Linked DNA regions of Mus musculus: region 1 is linked to region 2. A link is a contact called in ENCODE POLR2A ChIA-PET data. All regions are on one chromosome and are shown on one strand. The core of a region is the stretch at or near the end of the contact, and the rest is flanking DNA. Distances in the headings are between cores, read along the strand shown.

Evidence for each region. ChIA-PET counts read pairs that join two places held with the same protein, here RNA polymerase II (POLR2A).
Region 1: POLR2A ChIA-PET joins it to region 2 with 10 read pairs in embryonic stem cell. The contact joins the promoter of Hmgn2 here to the promoter of Rps6ka1 in region 2. POLR2A ChIA-PET finds 5 or more read pairs at or near these places in 4 of 5 experiments (Patski and embryonic stem cell).

What each region holds. Positions count from the first base shown.
Region 1 is chr4:133,966,683-133,969,382 of GRCm38, forward strand. It overlaps Hmgn2 (high mobility group nucleosomal binding domain 2), which reads right to left and starts at 1,309. Exons shown (of 6, transcript NM_016957.3): 1 at 1,113-1,309; 2 at 275-319; 3 at 84-113. The coding sequence starts at 1,127. Dhdds (dehydrodolichyl diphosphate synthase) reads right to left here. Exons shown (of 9, transcript NM_001362959.1): 9 at 2,346-2,700.
Region 2 is chr4:133,886,440-133,889,139 of GRCm38, forward strand. It overlaps Rps6ka1 (ribosomal protein S6 kinase polypeptide 1), which reads right to left and starts at 1,358. Exons shown (of 22, transcript NM_009097.5): 1 at 1,131-1,358. The coding sequence starts at 1,193.

The DNA of each region.
Region 1 (2,700 bases), core at 59-2,558, 80 kb after region 2:
ATAATGCAACGGGATCACAGAGATCCGCCCCCAAGTGGTTCCCAGTATCAGGTAAAGATCAGGAAATAGACGCATACACTTACAGCAGACAACCTCGCAGATCTTCTCTGTGGCTATTAAAAAAGAAAGTAAGAGGAATAAGCACAGGTCTCCTCACTAGTCAGCTTCACATTAAAGAAAAGTTAATGAGACAATTCGTGGTCATTTACTACCACAGAACCTTGGTAGCTACTACGCAAGGCTTTGTGCGTTGCCCTCAATGGATAAGACTCACCTCGTCCTTCACCTTGGTTTTGTCTCCTTTAGCATCCCCTTCAGCCTACAAAATGATAAAAAGACCAAAACTTGTAACCTCGGAGGCAAATCTCAGAGAACCGGAACTTAACAGCAACCGTCAGACCCCATTCTAAAAACGCATACACCCAAGTTTTATATAAGAAGCCTTAACGGGGATAAGGCCCAACTAAAGTCCGAGACGCACGGAAGACCGGGCAGGCTGGCCGCAGAGCGCGGGAGAAGCTGGAGCCTGGCCCCACAGGCGCTCGGAGCCACCAGCGCCAGGCATTAACAGCTGCAGATTGTGCAAACAAACCTCTCCGGAGGCGGCGCCTGGCGCCGTTGCCATGGCAGCCGTCGAGGGCGGGAGCTCGGGGAAGCCGTGGGCGGGGGCGCGCGTCTCGTGCGCCCGGAACGTGGGCGGCCGGGGAGGGCGGAGCCACGCCGCGGGCCCGCCCCTCGCGGACGCAGTTTTGGCGGCAGCGCGCTCCCCCGCCCGCCCAGCCGAGCGCCGCCTTCCCGCCCTTTCGGGTTTGAATCGCCCGCTCGTTCGCTCGCTCGCCCGCGGGAGGAAGGGAGGAGGGGAGGGGGCTGCCGGTGGGGGAGGGGGCGCGGGCGGCCACAGGGAGCGGGATAAACAGCTGCCAACATGGCTCCTCCTGCTACCGCCACCGAGCCTCCAATATGGCTTCTGGCGCCCGCGGGCAGCGCGCCTCGCACGATTCGCCCCGCAGCCGGACTCGGGCTGGAACCTCGCGCCGCGCCCGACCTACCGCCGAGTCCCGAGCCCGAGGCTGGCGGTGGTCCCGGGGCGCCCGCGCGCTCGCGCCACGTACCTTTCTTTTGGGCATGGTGGCGGCAGGGGACGTCGGCGCTGAGCACGGGGATACAGCGGCGCGCGGGTTTGCTCCGTCCGGGGGTCGTCCTCGCTGCTTCCTCACACTGCTCGGGCTCCGGGGGGTTTATAAAGTTTTTATAGCGCTGGGAGCCCCGGACCGGTTAGAACCGGATTTCACCTCCCGTCGCCGCTCATTGGCCCAGTTGGGGTCACGTGGGCGGGGTTTAAACTCACCTCCTCTGGAGTGAGGAGGGGGTGCAGGGGGAGGGCGCTCGAGACGGCGGCGCGCCTTGGGGGAGGGGGCGCGCCTCGGAGTCGGAGGTAATAAATGAGGGGCGCGCGAGGCGGCAGGCTTGGGGTTCCGCTCCCGCCCAGACCTGGCTTTTGCAAACTACCAAGTTCCTTCCACCTTATGCAACCCTTCTACCCACTTCTCCAAGCCGTGCGACACTGGGCACATCTCGGCCGCTTTCCTTCCTGCTCCCGCCGGGGCCCCAGCAGAGGGGTTTGTGAGGCCTGGCCGCGCCGCCCAGCTCCAGAGGCGGCGGGAAGCGCGCCGGCCGCAGCCCCGGGGACCACGGGCTCCCGTGGGCTGAGAGCCGGGAGGCTAAGCTTGGCGCAGTCGGACGTGCATCCTTTTGAGTTGCCACCTTGGGGAGTCCCTCGGTGTGCTCACCTGGAAAGCAGTCCACGGGATGTGGAGGTGTGGGCTGGGAGGGGAGACTTTCCACACAGGGATGCCTTTCGGGTACAGCGGGGCAGGTAGGAGCTGTCCTTTCAGCACCTACTGCTGAGCCGCCTCCCCAACGTTAAACAGCCCCCCAACATCTGCCTGGTAGCTTCCTTAAATCCCCTCTGGCCCCTGTCACAGAATGGTGGAGAAAAGCCGGCGCCCCAGCCCGGGAGCACGCCCCTCCCACTCGGCTCTCTGGGTCTGGGCTGCAGCTACCCAGCTGCCCCCACTCAGCAGAGGCCATGGAACCTGGGCTTTGCAGATGCCACAGCTGGCTAAAGCCCGCCTCACACACCATCGAGCTGGCTTGCTCTCGGTTGCGTGAGGAAAAGGCGGTTGAAGGGAAGCGCCGGAAGATTAGGAAACAAGTAGATGAACAGGTGTGATGGCAGAGGGGCCCTTCCAGGCCACCCCCGCCCAAAGTCCGGCCTTCTAGAGCTAGCTGAGTGCACCCGATGGAGGGGGCCAACTGCAGCAGTAAAGCAAAACCTTCTCTCGTTTGCAGTTACCACACAAACCTTGTATCTCAAAAAGAAAATTTTAAATTCTTTTTGACATCCATAACACAACTGGCTAACATCTGCAATAGGGTGTTTGGTGCTCAGGCGGAAGGCACAAAATAGGTCCCATCTTAATTTCTGAGGCAAGGGTTGAAGCTAGTTTGTAATAGCCATGGCAGCAGAAAGCAGACATCTGCGAATTCAAATCAAGCATTTTTCAGCCTTTGCCTCTGGACAACAGTGGATCTGCCTCTCCTTTCCACGCCCACAGTGGCTCCCGAGGCAGCCATCCTCCACCCCACCCTGTGCACCTTTCCCAGAATACAGGTCCTGGGGCTGGAAGATACCAGCCC
Region 2 (2,700 bases), core at 108-2,607:
CCCACCCTCCAATAGCCAGTGTAGCCCATCCCTTTAAAGGGGCAGCATGCCCTGAGTGCCTGGAGACTTGGGGATCTCACTGTGGATCCTCTCTCTGCCCGTGGTCCTGAGAGACAGGGCTCACAGTGACTGACCTGAGGTACCAAGCATAGGTAAAGGGGTTCAAGCCAGGAGAAAAAGCATCTAGGTTCTGGGATCAAGTGAGGTCTCCTGTACCCCAGCCTCCTGTACCCCAAAACAGCTCCAGTGAAGGAAGGCAGAGTTTCACCTGCCTCCTTCGCAGCAGGAGAGCAGGGAAAGTTTTAAAGTTGCTGGTTCAAAACTTGACCTTGATCCCAGGGTGACAGGACAGCACAGAAGTGGCCTCCTGCATGCTCAGGGTTGGACCACAAAGCCCTCAAAAAAGACAGGAGTTGCTTCTGGGAAAGGCTAGGTGGCAGAAGCCATACTGCCCAAGGGCTCAGCCTTTTTCTACAGGAAAGGAAGGAGGGAGAGAGGAAGACGGAGGCAGAGTCTCTTCTACAGAGACAGTCTTCACAAGATCTAAGGACTTTCCCCACTCTTCAGCATAATCTGAAGTAGGAAGACCCGGTGTCATTAGCTTTAGGGCAAAGGAAAGCAGGCTCCAACTCCAGAGGTGGTATCGTCCCACGTTCCATAACTGCCTGGGATTCAGCAGGGCTACCTTCCTAAGGTCAGAAGTGGAGGAACGAAGAGAGGTCTTGGGGAGAGGTTAAGGTGAGAAACCGGATTCCCATGATCCTTGTCTCTAGTAGAAGCCTAGACATCTGACCCAAGCCTTTCTCCCTTCTGCACTGATTGGGGCAACTCCCACAGCTACTAAAAGATGATAAGCGGGATGGGTCCTAGGTGTCAGATCTCAACACACCGTGGAGATTCCTCTCCTGGCTACTGCAGGGAGGTACTGAGAGCCCAGCAGAACCATCCCCTACACACGCACACCCGGAGCACAAGGGGGTGGAGCCGGACAGTGAGCTAGAGACCGGAGGGCACTCACGTCCCCGCGGGGCTGCAGAGACGCCGCGGGCCGCCCCCGCCCCGCCCCGGTGCGGATCCGGGCTGGCCGGCCGCCGCCGCCTGTCCCCCCAACCCCCGCCCCTCTCACTCACCTCCGGGTCCAGCGGCACCAGCTCCATGAGCGGCCAGGGCTCCTTGAGCTGGGCGAGCGGCATCGCGCCGCTGCCGGACCGCCCGCGCTCCTCCCGGCGGCCCCGGGCAGCGCTGCCTCTGGGCCACGGGGTCCCTGCTGCTACACCGAGACCCCCGCACGCCCCTGAGCCCCTCGCGCTCTGGATGGGCCGTCCGCCGCCGCCGCGGCACTCGCACTTCGGCTCGCTCCGTCACCCGGCGCCGCCGCGCCCATTGGCTACCTGCGCGGGGGCGGGGCCTGAGTAGCCCCGCCCAGTCCCCCCACGGCGCGGCATTCCCGGCGCGGACCCCCGCCCCCAACGCGCCGGGAGTCAGCCTTGCCTTCACGAGAGACCCCAGCCCACTGTCGGCCCTGCCCACCGGAGGCTCCGCGGGTTCCGTTTTCCCGGGCTTTGTGCCGCTTTGCAGACCTCGCTGGGGCCTCCGTTGTCCTGTCCTAGCAGCCTTTGGGATGTTAACCCAGATGTGCCTTCTCCCTCCAGGGGGAGGGGCTGCCACCCCACATTTACATGGGACGTCCTGGGCCTGATCCCGACTGAGGCGTGGAAGGAGCCTGGGCCTTGTGCCCTCTGGCTCTCAGCTCTCCAAGCCCTTAGGATCGCCCCCTTCCGAAAGCTTGTGCACATCACGGGAGCCCACACTTTGGGGTCTCCATGTGATCCCCGGGTCCCAAGCCAGCCAGCGCCAGGACCCACAGCGCCCCCAGGGTGATTTCCTAATACGCATTTTTTTTTCTCCTTCCTAGTCTGTTGTGCCCTATCACTTGAGGGCGCTGGTTTCAGGCCAGGTCCGCGCCTCTTCCGTGGCAGACCAGATTGTGGTCTGACTTGAGCAGGAGTCCCTGGAAAGAAGGCAAAATCCAGTTCTGGTGGGATCAGGATTCTCTCCAGTAAGATTTGGCCTGCTCTTAAGGAGATTTTAGGCCCCAGGTGTCGTGAGACTTACTCTCAGGTGAAAGACAAGCTGGCTCGTTTATTAAAAGCCTCCAGCGAAGACAGGCGTCATTGATAGGGAATTTATTTTTTGTTACGTTTCCTTGCTTGGTTATGGCCATGGAACCCAGGCTTTGCCGGCCAGGTCGTGTTGAGTATCTCCGACCTCCACCTTCAGGCAGCTTGTGATTTTTTTTTTGAGACTCCACCCCATCCTAGTAGACACCCTAAGCTATTTATCCGAAGTCACACAGCAGGTCAGGAGCACACTGGTGTTTAAAAGAGTGTGGGGTGGGTCCGTGGATGGACTCAATGGGTAAAAGAGCTTGCCTTCCCTGAGTCTGATCCCCAGGCCCCATGTGGTGGAAGAGAACCAACTCATAAGCAGTCCTTTGACCTCCACAAATGTGCACAGGGACAACCTTCCCCGATAAAGACATTTTAATGCAGTACATTTTTAAGTGGAGAGAAGTCACTCACGCCTCTAATCCTAGCAGTAGGGAGGCAGAGGCAGGAGGATCTCTGTTCAGGGCTAGCTTGGGCTACTTAGCCAATTCTAGGCCAGCCAGGGCTACACAGTAAGAACCTGTATCAAAAC